Regions from separate parts of the Homo sapiens genome. Here region 1 is linked to region 2. Evidence: chromatin contacts called from ENCODE Hi-C data. All regions are on one chromosome and are shown on one strand. The core of a region is the stretch at or near the end of the contact, and the rest is flanking DNA. Distances in the headings are between cores, read along the strand shown. Region 1 overlaps CREB5 (cAMP responsive element binding protein 5). Region 2 overlaps JAZF1 (JAZF zinc finger 1).

What was found. Hi-C counts contacts between places; a loop is a spot of excess contacts on that map. Pooled maps may share reads with other maps.
Region 1: a map with no recorded cell type shows a loop between it and region 2 (3-fold over the local background). The contact joins two enhancer-like sites. A Hi-C loop is called at or near these places in 3 of 37 single-sample maps with no recorded cell type and 2 of 50 pooled maps.

Annotation. Positions count from the first base shown.
Region 1 is chr7:28,527,170-28,534,294 of GRCh38, forward strand. All of the region lies in intron 4 of CREB5 (cAMP responsive element binding protein 5), which reads left to right. Among named protein-coding and RNA genes, the nearest start is that of CREB5, 120 kb to the left of the region's middle. Within about 2 kb of position 3,574, at least 7 of the 41 ENCODE cell types and tissues checked have a DNase peak (open chromatin) inside an H3K27ac peak, as active enhancers do.
Region 2 is chr7:28,149,896-28,157,350 of GRCh38, forward strand. The region is part of intron 1 of JAZF1 (JAZF zinc finger 1); the gene reads right to left. Among named protein-coding and RNA genes, the nearest start is that of JAZF1-AS1, 27 kb to the right of the region's middle. Within about 2 kb of position 2,161, at least 6 of the 41 ENCODE cell types and tissues checked have a DNase peak (open chromatin) inside an H3K27ac peak, as active enhancers do.

The sequences.
Region 1 (7,125 bases), core at 2,324-4,823, 380 kb after region 2:
TGGGTCTATCATAACCACCATGACTATCACTCCTTCCTAAGCAAAAGCTGAAAGACCAACTCTTTGCCCAGTAAGAACCCATCCTGCTTTTCTTGTTGTTACTGAAGCTGAATATTCCAAGATCAGTGCCATACAACTGCTTTTATCTCAGTGCTTACCAAATGCCTTCTTTGGAACAGTACTCCTGAGAAACTTGCTGCATTGGAATTACCAATGTGACCTGGGACTGTGCTACAAATACAAATTCTGAAGCCCTATTCTGGACCAATTCACTCTGTCCAGCCTGTGGCAAGTTCCCAGATGATGCTGATGCTGCTGGTCTGGGACCACACTTTGAAGACCACTGGTCTAAAAATTCTCTTGACAGCCAGGTGCAGTGGTTCTTGCCTGTAATCCCAGTGCTGTGAGAGGCTCATGTAGGAGGATCACTTGAGGACAGGTGTTCAAGACCAACCTGGGCAATATGGTGAGACATCATCACTACAAAAAAGTTTTTAAAAAATTAGCCAGGCATGGTGGTGCATGCCTGTATTCCTAGCCATTCAGGAGGCTGAGACAGGAGGGTCTCAGCCCAGGAGTTTGAGGTTGCAGTAAGCTTTGATTGCATCATTGCACTCCAGCCTGCGTGACAGAGAGAGATCCTGTCTCAAAAAAATTCTCTTGTGAAATATACTTATTGTTTGTTTCATATTATTCCTTTCTTGAAGCCAGGATCTTGTGGAACCTACTTTGCACCACTGTAATGGAAAGAGCTTGAGCTATCCATACCTACTGGCTACGTGGCCTTACCAAGTCATTTAACTTTTTCTGAGCCGCCATGTTTATCTACCTTGCAAAGTTATAGTGAGGTTTGGGCACAATTACATGTGCGGGTCCAGCAAATTGCCTTGCACATAGAATATACTTACTAAATGGAAAGCATGTTTTGTTTAGTTCAGGCCAGAGCTATGCTGACATTTGCTGCACCCACACTTTCTTGGGATGTACTGACACTTCAAGACACTTTGAATGTACAGTCCAAAGATTTCTTGAAACTTGGGGCCCATCGCTTCTACCTGTGTGCAAGTGAGCAGATCTTCCTGACATAGGCTATCACTGAGTCGGCATTAATTGCTCTGTAATTGTCAAGGGGAATATTTCATGATGAAAGGATAGTGTTTGAAGATGCTGTGACATCCTGAATGCTTAATATTTCAATTCTCAATTATGTGAAAGCAGTTTGTAAACTTCAGTGTGCTATACAAATGAGTATGTGCTGGGTGCAGTGGCTCACGCCTGTAATCCCAACACTTTGGGAGGCTGAGGCGGGAGGATCAGCTGAGGTTGGGAGTTGGAGACCAGCCTGACCAACATGGAGAAACCCTGTCTCTACTAAAAACACAAAATTAGCCAAGTGTGGTGGCACATGCCTGTAATCCCAGCTACTCGGGAGGCTGAGGCAGGAGAATCACTTGAACCCAGGAGGTGGAGGTTGCAGTGAGCCGAGATCGCGCCATTGCACTCCAGCCTGGGCAACAAGAGCGAAACTCCATCTCAAAAAAAAAAAAAAAAAAAAAAAAGAGCGTGATTATAATTGTTATTACCTTAACCAATGTTTTAGGTTAAAAAAAAAAAAGGCTTGCCAATGCAGAATAGGTGTGTTTCTCACTTTTAAAGAAGAATATGATATTTATTTCCCTTCTTTGGCCATACTCTGAACATTATCTCAGAATCTCTCTGGTGGCTTCCACAACTTCCGGGATATCCTAACCTTGTTGCTTTAAGGCTGGACCTTGGAGAGGTCATGAGAGGGTAGAACATCAATTGACTTTGCAATGATTCCTCATAACCAAGGAGACACACCAGTCCTTCTGAGGCAACAAACTTGGAGGTGGAAGAATGTGATTCATGAGGAAAAGCAACAGCAACAGATTCCTGATTCTTCTGTGGGAGCAACTCTAAAGCTATGACCTGGAGCACAACTGGTGTCTGTTGCTTATTCCTGTGGCCTGCTGGGCTACATCTGGAGGTTCTGGAGACCAGCTGACCCCTGGAGGGATCTGGGCTCCAGTTTTTCCACCCAAGAATGCACGAGAGTGGTCACTGACTATGGAGCTCTGCTAATTGACCACTCAGGCAATAGCCAAAGCCCCGAAGGAGGTGCCAAGGTGGGAAGCACTTCCCTGTGCTCCCTGCAGAGGACCCTGTTGGCAGGCAGAAAAGGATGGGCCAGGAAAGTAGGGAAGGAGTGAGACGAGAGAAAGAAAATCACAGATGTCCCAAGTTTCCACAATTTTATCAAAAATTTTTCCATGACTCATCTTGTGCCTTCTCCCCAAATTTAACATGATAAAACCACTGGCCTAAATATAATTAAACTGCAATTACTCAAGAGTAAGAGGGTGGTACCTTTTAATCAACCCCTTCATTCCCTCAAACACAGAATCCAAGGTGGGAAAATAAAGAACAAAAACTGTCTGTCTCTCTTCTTCCCAACCTGATTTCCTTGCTCTATGGCCCTCTGAGAGGGAGAGCAAGTCAGAAGGATTTCCAGAATAATTTCTTCCCACCCAAATGTGGGGAAATCAAGTGAAAGCTGCACAGAGACAGCTGGAAGACTGTCATGTTTTGCTTGTTTGTTTCCTCAACCCAACTTCAAGACATGCTCAGCTCCAACACACTTTGCTTTACCTTTCTATACGTTAATCTGCCAGGAAAGTTTCTTCTACGGTGAGGCTATTTGGGACACCTGATAATCACACCAGCTATTGTTTACTGAGCACCTACTATTTGCCAGATATCTTGCAAAATTATCTCTTATCATCACAGCTCCATGAGGCAGGTTTTATCACTTATAATTTTCCTGATAAGAAATGAACTCAGAGATTAAGCTATTTGTCCTTAGTCATCCAATGGCAGAGCTGGGATTTAAACTCAAGACTGCCCAATTCTAAAAGTCCCCTCTGACTTTGGAAGGAGCAGTGGTGAATAGAACAGGAGCAAAAGCAATTCAGAGTCGCTTTTGTGATTGCTTTTGAATTGGTACACACTGTCACAGGCTCCGGATCCAGGCTTCTGATCCAACCCACATTGGTTTTCCTCGCCCGTCAGATAAGAGGAGCCATGCTTGACCTGGAAGGTGTTGAAAGACATGCTGCTGTGTGCAGCTTATCAAAGGGAACAAGGTTCACCATCACTGAGACCTAGGAAGGGGCCGTGGTCCAGCTGGACCCTAGTCGAGCTGCTCAGGGGCAGCTTGGGCTGTCGTCCAGGGTGCACGAAGCCATAGCCAATGTCAAGGGCTCCTAATGTCCAGGCAGGAAACTGTGACTGAAAAGCTGAAAAAACATATGATCCCATAAAAAGCTGCCTTTGGGGAAACAAGCCATTAGTCAGCCTTATTTATTTTTCCTTCTTGCTGCAAAGTTCAATACAGATGAAGGAGCTGCGATTATCATATAAAAGGCTATGCAAAATGGCCCTCCCTCTACGCTGCTGAAGAAAACTTTACCCTGGCTTTTCGCCATAGTTAGCTTTGTTTGTGTTCTTCAGATTCCGAGTCCTTTGACCACAGTTGTGATGGCCCAAGTAGAAGCGCAAGTGTGTCTCAAAATAAACAAGCAGTGCTGGAACTCTCTAGAGTCCCCACTCATCTCCACCCGCAGTCCTGCCTTTTATCCTGGCTGATGATGGAGGCCAGAGGAAAGGGATAGTGGTGGCCTTATTAAGACAAGATCTTCTGCGGGAAAAATATGCTTAATGAGCTTAGGAAAAACCTTGTGGTCGTGGAATGTAATAAAATTTCCATTTTCTTGGGTGAGATCAGGAAACCTTGACTGTCTATTCTGAGTTTTTGCCAGTTTTACTGGGGAATGTGCTTTTTGAAGGTCAAATGTTGTTTTTTTTTCCCAGTGGGTGGCGGGGAAGAGGCACAATATAATGTTTTGGGGAAAGCCCCATGGTCAATCCATGGGTGCAAAGTAACCAGGCCTGCTTGTCTTATATAGTCTCTTGGTCTCTAGGTTTTTTTTTCTTTTCATCTCTTAATTCCCCATGGCTTCGGTAATAAAGTACCCTAGACTGGGTGGCTTAGAACAACAGAAATGTGTTGCCTCACAGCTCTGGATGCTTGAAGTCCGAGATCAAGGTGTTGGCAAGGCTGATTTCTTCTGAGAGCTTTGAAGGAGGCACTGCTCCAAGCCTCCCTCCTGGCTTCGAGTGTTTTGCTGGCCATCTCTGGTGTTACTTGTAGATGCATCACTCCAGTCTCCACCTTCATGTTCATATGGTGTTCATCCTGTGTGTGTCTGTGTCCACATTTCCCCTTTTCATAAGGACACCACTCATGATAGATTGGGAGCCTACCCTCCTCCGGAATGACCTCATCTTAACTAATTACATCTGTGATGACCCTGTTGCCAAACAAGGTCACATTCTGAGGTCCTGGGGATTAGAACATCAATATATGAATTTGAAAAGGAGGGATACAATGCAACACGTAACACCATCTCATAGACTCATTAAACTTTTACTTTACATAGGAATTCTGAAACCAGGCCAACAGAGAGGGGTATGGAGACCCTAACTAAAAACTGAGGCTAGCCGGGCGTGGGGGCTCACGCCTGTAATCCCAGCACTTAGGGAGGCTGAGGTGGGCAGATCACGAGGTCAGGAGATCGAGACCATCCTGGCTAACATGGTGAAACCCTGTCTCTATTAAAATACAAAAAATTAGCCGGGTGTGGTGGCACGCACCTGTACTCCCAGCTACTCGGGAGGCTGAGGTAGGAGAATCGTTTGAACCCAGGAGGCGGAGGTTGCAGTGAGCTGAGATTGTGCCACTGCACTCCAGCCTGGCAACGGAGCAAGACTCCGTCTCAAAAAATAAATAAAAACTGAGGCTAAAACTTTGTCAGTGGAAAATTATTACTTCAACGCAAGACACCAACATTTGTGAAACAGGGTTCTGTAGGGGTTGGGGAAGCCAGAGCCATGCTATGAGGACACTCAAGCAGCCCTGTGGAGAGGTCCACGTGGCCAGGAGCTGAAGCCCCCTGCCAAACAGCTATAGGAGAGACTCATCTTGGAAGCAGATCCTCCAGTCCCGGTCAAACCTTCAGATGAATATAGCCCTGGCTGATATCTTGACTGCAACCTCATAAGAGTGCCTGAGCCAGGACCATCCAGCTAAGCTGCTGCTGAATTCCTGACATAGAGAAACCGTGAGATAATAAATGTTGTTTTAAGCCACGAAATTTTGTGGTAATTTGTTATGCAGCAGCTGCATTGCAAAATTGTTATCCAGAGATCTAATACAGCTCCTGGCACCCCAACCCTGGAAAAGCAAATCTGCCTCTACTTTGTGAACAGTGTCATCGTGACAACTTCAGAGGGAAAGAGTCCCAGACCAACAGTGCCTCGGGTCTCGTGGATCGGAAGGTTTTCTTTGTTTGTTTGTTTGTTTTTGTTTTTTAAGGAAATGGAGAAAAAGGAACTAACAAAGTAATTGAAAATTGGTATATTTTATTTACTACAACTACAAACACATTAGGCTAAAGCAAGAACTTTGTTCATTTGATCAGCAGGATAACATAGTGGTAAGAGCACAGAATTCCAAGCCAAAAGATCTATGTTTGTATCCCAGCTTTTGCCAGCTATGTAATCATAGGAAGTTACTATACCTCTCACCCTAAGTGTTCTCATCTGTCAAATGGGATAACAGTAATAGCACCAACCCCTTAGACAAGAGTTACTGTGGGAAATAACTTAGAACTGTGTTTAGCACATAATAAGATGTGAGAACACAGGAGTGGGAAGATCCACTTATGACATAAAATGTCCCACAGTTAGAGACATAGGATGCTTGTTGAAAGAGCCAGGCTTGGATCATGAGGTCAGGAGTTCAAGACCAGCCTGACCATGATGGTGAAACCCTGTCTCTACTGAAAATACAAAAATTAGCCGGGTGTGGTGGTGCACACTGGAAGGCGGAGGTAGCAGTGAGCCGATATCGTACCATTGCACTCCAGCCTGGGCAACAGAGCAAGACTCCATCTCAAAAAGAAAAAAAGAAAGAGCCAGCCTTTAAGGAAACGGGAAGTCAAAGCTTGTGTAACGAAGCAAGACCAGACTTTTTAAATCTACCTCCCTTAACCTTTATAAACATGTGGACATCATAAACTTTAGGGAAAAAAAGTAATTGTCCCCAGTGACAGAAGGGATGGCGAGACCGCATAACTTGTTCCGGGCCATAAGACACATGGACACTCTGGTGACCATACCTGTCCCCGCACAGTTGCTGTCCTTTCCTGTCGTGCGTACCTGCACTTTGCATGGAGACACTGACTTCAGTCATACTGTCAGTAAGTCATTTCAGAAAGCACCACAGGATTTCCGGAAGGACATAGCATTTTAAAATTCTACTGGGTAAGAACTAAGTTCCCCACTTATAATTTCTAAAAGGCTAAGGGTTATTTTTACGGGTTTTTGAGCTCTCCATTTTACATCATGTCCTCTGAGAAGTTTTCAATGAGCTCAGTCCTGTATTGGGCAGAGGCTGCCTCCTCTTCTGTTTTAAAGGAGCTTGAAATTCTTTTACTTCTTGATACAGCAACCAAACCTGAATATATTGTGAGGTTCCCATCCCAAGTCAGAGCTCTTGAGGGGAATCATCCTTGTCCTCCTCTTCTTCCTCCTCTTCTCCTAAATGGTGCTACATAGGCTGGCTTAACATCTTTTTTTGAAATAAAAACCAAGTGTAAACATGAGTCAGAATGACAGGGCATATGCAGGACTCCAACATTTACTTTTGACATGAGTTGATTTTCAGTTATGTTCTGAGAACCTAGATCCTGTCATCCCAACCCTGGAAAAGCAAATCTGTATCTATTTTGTGAACACTATGATCCTGACAACACTGGGGGGAAGAGTCTCAGACCCACAGGGCCTCAGGCCTCAGGAATAGGAATTTCCAGAAGAAAAAAATAAGGACGCTTTGATCCACTTGCCCTTCGTATTATTGTCTCCCTGTGCAATTTGCTGGAGAATTTCCCACTGGCTCTTGGCTCATTTTCAAATTGGAGTGCAGTCTTTCAGAGATTACTCTGTGTGCTGAAAAACAAGGAAGTCTTTATTGAGTAGGATGAG
Region 2 (7,455 bases), core at 911-3,410:
ATTGGAAAGTCCCTTCTGGCAGGAGCCTCAGCAGTGACCACTAGAGCAAACACAGCGCCCACGTAATCTGCAAGAAGGTTTTACCTTCCTCTATTCCCTTGCCAGGAGCACCCTGACAAACATTACCTGGCTTCTTTGAAGATAGGTTTTCTGAAGAGGATTCCATTTCCTTCAGGAACTTTCTAGGGGAGGCAGTCAGAGGACTGAGTAACTGAAATGAGTGTTACTATAAGGAGGACAGGATCATCTTGCCCGGTGGGGAGGCAGGTCCAGAAAGCTTCGGGGGGCAGGGTACTGCTTCAGGGAATTTTGACAGAATCTGTCATCTTGTCAAAGGTGGGCATTCAAGGAAGTAGAAACAGGGTGAGCAAAGATGTGCTGGGAGGACTCAGGGAATTGCCAATAATTTGGCACAGATGGCCTGCAAAAGAATTGCTTCCAGACTTTTGGATTTCACAAAGCAGGCCATGAAAGAAAAGTAATGCCCATGGAAGAGTCCAGAAAACAAAGATATTGACTATCATTATCTTCATTTTGTAAAAGAAACAACAGTTTAGTGCACACATTCATCAAAAGGCATCACCTTCGAATAAAGGCCACAAATGCCGCCGTATCTAACTTGAAGAAACAGTCATGACAGCGTGTCTATGTTTTTTTCTCATTGCATGAGGACCGGTGGGAACACTGTCATGGGGCCAGCCCTGGTCTGCACATTTGGGCATGATGACTACAGGGCACAGGAAGGGGCTTTCCTCTCCTAAGAGGCCACACAACTTGCCCAAGCCTCACACGGGGGAGACATTAGGAAGCACTCAGGTGGGGTCTGAAGGGAAGCCTGTGTGTCCACCTGCTTCTCATGCTACAGGCCACTTCGCCTCCAGGCCCATGCTGATGGCCTGACAACTGAAGGAGACTGGCTCTTGAGGTCCAAAACTCCACCAGTCATTTAAGTGTCTGCAGGCAGCATGTGAAGTATAGTCATCAAGTATTTTAGATAAAAATGTGCTCATTCGATAGGTAACGCCATTAAAAATTTCATGCATGAAGAATTTGTAACTAGAAGTGAAAAAGTTTTAAGTTATAAGGCAAATGGAAAAGCACAATACAAATTATACATAATAATTAATAATGTAAATAAAGACTGAAAGGAAAGGCATCCAAATGTTAACAGCAGTAGCTCTTGGGAGGGGGGATTTTCGATATATATATATATATATTTTTTTTTTGAGACGGAGTTTCACTCTGTTGCCCAGGCTGGAGTGCAGTGGTGCGATCTCAGCTCACTGCAACCTCCACCTCCCGGGTTCAAGTGATTCTCCTGCCCCAGCCTCCCAAGTAGCTGGGATTACAGGCACATGCCACCACACTCGGCTAATTTTTTGTATTTTTAGTACAGACAAGGTTTCACCATGTTGCCCAGGCTGGTCTTAAACTCCTGACCACAAGTGATCTGCCCGCCTTGGCCTCCCAAAGTGCTGGGATTACAGGCATAAGCCACCATACCTGGCTTGGAGGGGGAATTTTAAAAATGCTTTTCTATGTCTTATAAATGTACTATAATTTATTTTCATGTTTTCCTTTATTTTCTATATTTTCTACAATACTTTCAAAAACAAAGGATGAGGCCAGGCACGGTGGCTCATGTCTGTAATCCCAGCACTTTGGGAGGCCAAGGCAGATGGATCACTTGAGGTCAGGAGTTTGAGACCAGCCTGACCAACATGGTGAAACCCTGTCTCTACTAAAAAAATACAAAGTTAGCCGGGCATGATGGCGCATGCCTGTAATCCCAGCTACTTGGGAGGCTGAGGCTTGAACCCGGGAGGCGGAGGTTGCAGTGAGCCGAGATCATGCCATTGCACTCCAGCCTGGACAAAAAGAGTGAAATTCCATCTCAAAAAAAAAACACAGAGGATAAAATCTTTTAATTTTTAAAAGTTTGAGTCAAAACTAATGTTTTTAAAAAACCTGCATTATCCAATTGTCATAAATTGCCACAATTCACTCTACTAGTGAAAAAACAAAAAAGAATTGTGGCTCATGTTGACATATACTTAATAATTATTTTTCTTTCTACTTTAGTATATCTATCTCATTAGCATTTTATTTTTAGATTTCCCAAATCAAACCAGCAGCTTCATGTCTTTACGTAGTTTCGTCCTCACATGATGATGTGAGAGTTTCGATTTGACTTAATTATGTCACTATGCAGAGGAAATTTAGCTAGGTCTGTTGATGAATCAGAAGTTCTCTTATATAAAACAACAACAACTACTACTACAGGTCAGCTAATGATATAGATGGTTTTTAAAGGAAATGAATCAGCTTTCATGGTTTCATGACAGGGTTGCTAAAACTTTGCTCTATACGATTTTCCCATATTTGGCTACATCTCTTCAACAACTTCACAAGTATTCATCTGAATACCTAAAAGTCCTGTATTTGGAATAAATCAAAAGGCTTGACTTACTACTCATGAAACCCTGAATCTAATTCCCTGGCCAGGGTATAAGTAAGCTGGCCCTCTGACCCACTCCATCTCCCAGTTACCCCACTGTGCTACTGAGCACACCTTTTCCTCTCCCAAACTCTACTGCATTTCTTCTAATACTCAATGCTTCATCTATGCCAGGCATTGGATTAGTTTTTTCTATCTCCCATTGACTCAGAAAAGGGAAAAGAAAAATCAAAGGCCATATAAGTAATAACAAATGAATCCTGACTTACTATTCCTTTGTAAAAGAAAAAGATAAAAATTAAAAATTCGACTCAGGAAATACAAGAATAGTAAGTAAATACAGCGAGTTAATGAAGAATTACAGATAAGAAAGTAGTGATTGAAGAATGAGTTATGCAGAGGCGAAATTCAGCTAGGTCTATTGACACAGGACAGGAAAAGGAAGAAGGTAGGAGGTTTGAAAAGGGGACACTGCAAAAAATGGCAGTGGAAAAAGTACAAGAAAGATACAGAGATAACCCAATACAGATACACAGAAATACATTTGAATTTTACAACTTTTTCATAACTATTATGATTACATGTTTTTGAAAACAGTGTAAATTGGTGTTGCATTTTCACAAAGCCGTATTATATAGTTTCTTAGTTTCTAGGGAGAATTTTTAAAATTTATAAATCATGTAAAAGGTTTGTTGAGCAGTCTAGGTAATTTCCAACTTCCAGAGACCAATGTCCAGTTCATTATAATTTCTCCCTCGAATCAGCACCTCCACTATGGCCCTATGAGCAGTGTGGGGCCACTAGTACTCTCCAAGGGTACACTACTTGGTTTGCTCATCTTGGAGCATACAGTTCTTAACACTGTCAGCCAGGAAGTGGGCTCTCAGAAAATGTTTGCTGAAATAAAACTAATGAAATGTAAGCATCAGGCTCTTTGCGAATGATAAAAAGCATCACACTTCCACTAAAAAAAAAAATTAGCAACAATGTATTTTATAAATTTATTTTCCTAAAGTCTATATTTAGAATATGATTATTCAAAAAAGTGAGTAACTTCTATTGGGGAAATTTTCATTAATAACCAGATTGCAGGTTTTTCCCAACTATAATAAAAAGGCAAAGACCAAAACAAAACCAAACAAAAAAAGGATTGTTCAGTTCTAGATGACGATACCAGGAAATTCTACCTGAGGCAAACCTATCCCATAGCCATCTCCATTCTAACTGTCTCACTCTCTGCAGCCATACTGAACAAACCTATTCCCTCTTTCTTGACAGCCCTCCTCATATCTGGAACTATGTTCTCTTCACCAAGCTAAGCATTACCAGTCCCTCTTCTCTTCCTCATTCATGGCTTCCAGAGCCTTCATTTCTTGATAGCCTTTCTACAGAGACTTATTTCATTGAATATGACAATCAGAATTGATGTGGTCTGGCAATGACCACGGTGGGGTTACCACTCACCATACCCAGAAATCCATACCTCTATTAGGGGTGCTTTGGGATGTCTGCAGCTCAGAACTGTTTGCAAAACATGTATCCTCTCCTGCCCTCCACCTACCTGCCCCTCTACCCCCTCCCCCTGGAACAATTATCATGAGACTCTAAGAGAAGTCCCTATCAAAACTTCACTATGAAAAATCCAGGGAGAACACTGGGAAATGCCAAGAATTCTCAGTCCCTGGGTACTTTCATAATGGGATGAAGAGGTACACATGAAGATGGCCCCTAACAAAGCCTCCCCGAAGTTTTGGGGACTGCTGTCCTCCTTGACTGACCCCCTCCCATCCCAACCCATGAGGGTAACTGGCTTATATGACTATTTAAGAAAGAATCTGCAAAGCGCAGATGAGCTTTTGCTACAATCCCACAAGTTGATCCCATAATCTAAGCTGTCCAGCAACAGAATAGACCTGAAATAAGCTGATGTGAAATAAGCCCTTAGTGATCACAATGTTCAAGCATGGCAGAGGGCCACTGTCAGGGTCCCTACAGAAGTCTCCAATGGGTAGAGCAGATGGGTTTGAGACCACTAATGACTCTTCTAGTACTTAAGATATGATCATTATACAGCCTCTTCAAGATCCTCTGGTCAAACTTAACCTCATATCCAATAGTCTGATGTTCTGGAGTGAGTGCAGGACTCAAACATTTATTCAACAATCAACCAACTAACTAACCAAACCACATTTACTGAATGTCTCTTGAATGCCAACCATTGTGCCATACAGGTGAAAAAGGAATTCCACTCACATTCTCTGGCCAATGGGATCCTTTATTTTTCTGCTTGATCTTATTAATCTATCACTGAGCAACCTTAGGCTGCTGCTGACAATTAATACTAAATAATTATTTATGATTCCCTATTCCTACCTTTTATTAATTATGGTACTTAATTTCTCAGTTTCAAAATTTCTGTAACATCATTGATTATAAATATATTCTATTTCCTACTAAGATGATGCCTACAATATTGAAAAAAAAAGGGGGCTCTCAATGATAGAAGGAAAAAATGGCCTTTTCTCCTAAAAACAATTATATTCAAAATAGACAAAACATACTAGGGAGAGAAAAAGGCAAAACATTAAAAAAAAAGAAAAGTAAAAGCTTAGAAGTAGATACAGTAAGATATTTGCAATTGCTATCTGCCCTTGCTCACTAAAACTAAAAATAAAATTGGCTTGCGGTTTACTAAATTTGGTTGCAAGTACTTTTCCCCACCAAACCACTCTGCAATCACATCAGTCACTAATGAAAATGATTGGGAGGGGGGATGGAAAGGAGGCTGCAGTAAAAACACACTGTATATTTTCTGGAACATATGATGAAACAGAAGGTTTCACTTCTTGTTTCAACCATTTTAGCACCTTCTCCTTTTACTCAATTTCAGGGCATGAAAGAGACTGGGCAGTTGTGCAGAATATGAGGAGAACTCATTTTGAGAGAAGATTAAAACCTGGCCCACTAATAAACTATCTTCAGTTACTGTACACATCAGTCAAACCAAATAATTCACTCTCAGTTTAACTCATTCTACAGGGCTCTGGAATAATACATCACTCTTCTGATAGAGGCACAAGTCCATTAATTACCAAACTGTGCTGCCACAGAGTTATACGGTCTTCATTCTTCCCCTATAAAGTGTGTTTTAGTTTTCGAGGCAAGAGGAGAAATTCAGAGGGGAAATGAGTAATTTAGGAACCTTTTACAGCTCTCTGGCCTGCACTAAGTAATCCTTTCTTCCCTTTCAGAGTTAATCATCAAAGGTACTGAACACAGTATGGAGGGCCTGGCCACCCATGCCCATTCAGCAACTACAACCTCCACCTAAATTCAGAATTATCATACAAGAAATGACCCATGCAGAAGAGACCAAGAGAAACAACCACATCTAGGCTGTGACAGCACAGAATGTATGTGTGTGTCTGTGTGTGTGTGCACGCGCACATGGGAAGTATAGGAACCAAATACCTGGGTCCAAATTCTAACCCTGCTTCTTCCTGGGAAGATGATCTTGTGCAAATTAACCTCACAATGCCTCTGCTTTTTGATCTGGAAAATTATCTTAAGGGTATAAGGGTACCTACCTGATAAGGTGTCTATGAGGTTACATAAGCTAATGTAGGTAATGTCCAAATCACAGTAGCTGGTATGTACATATACATACACCCTTGATAGATACCTTATTCATTCAATCCAAATTGCCACTCACTCCAGCACACTGGTATCTCTGGCTGCCAAGAGTTATGCAACAACATACTTAAACACCAAATCATCTAAATCATTTGGGTGGAACCATCGATCCTTAACCAGGCTTGTGAAAGGTTCTCTTGGCTCTGTTTACTTTGGACAGGCATCAAGCGTCTGTTTTCCTCAGAATCTGAAAGTCACTGGGTCAAGGCTGTAGAGGCCCCTTTTCACACAGAGGAACCAGTCAAGGACTGAGATTGCTCTGTGTGGTGGTGGTGGTCACCTGGCCAATTGCATGGGGAGTCACTTCGTGGCTTTGGCAGAGTCTGCCACTGTCTGCTAGAATAAATGTGGAGCCAAAATATGATTTGTCTATTTTGACTTGTGTACATTTTCTGAGTACAAGAGACTATTGATAAGAAGTTTAGGTAAGTGGAGAAAATGTTTGTTGATTCCCCAGAAAGCACAAAATGTTCATTCAGTGAAGAGAGAAGACCATTCGCTCATTATAGTTATGAATTAACGCTACATCTTCTACAGCAGAGGTTCCCAAGAGTGTATTGAAATTACCTGGGAATTTGTTGAAACACAAATTGCTGGGTCTCAGCCCCATAGTTTCTGATTTCGTAGGTGTGGGGCAAGAGGACACAGTGTTGAGAATCTGCACATCTAATACAATAATCCAGAAAATACTGCTGCTGCTTGTCCAGAGACCACTCTTGGAGACCACTGCTCTATAAGCAAGAGTACGTCACCAAGAAATTTAAATTCAGATCCTAGAACTAGAACACTACCAAGCAAGGGGGGAAATCATTCTTATGAGACAGTCATTGAATGAATGCATGAATCAAAGGGCAGATAAATACCTTCTCTTCCATCATATGCTACATTTCCCATATTTGTTTATACCGGACTCCATACTACGTATAAATAAAGACAGTCTTCAATATCCATTAAGATGACCTTCGATATCCTTCAACCAACCACAGTGGATTCTGAAAGCATACATACATGTGCATGCACACAGCCCCTGTGGTGGTCTGCTCAATGTAACTCAATCTCCTCTCTCCTTCCTTTTAATAGCAGAACCTCCAGAGTGTCTGCTGGGCAAATGGCTGCCCAGCTGCAGACTGATCTCCTCAGCACCCCCACAGCTAGGTGTGCCCACTAAGTCCCTCTTCCCACAGGCTGATAAGCAGACAAAGTGAGAGGAGGCTGGCCTCAAGCACTGAGTCAGGACCACAGCCTAGAGTAGAAGGTGGCAAAGTTCCTTTGTAAAGAGCCAGACAGTGAATATTTTTGGCTTT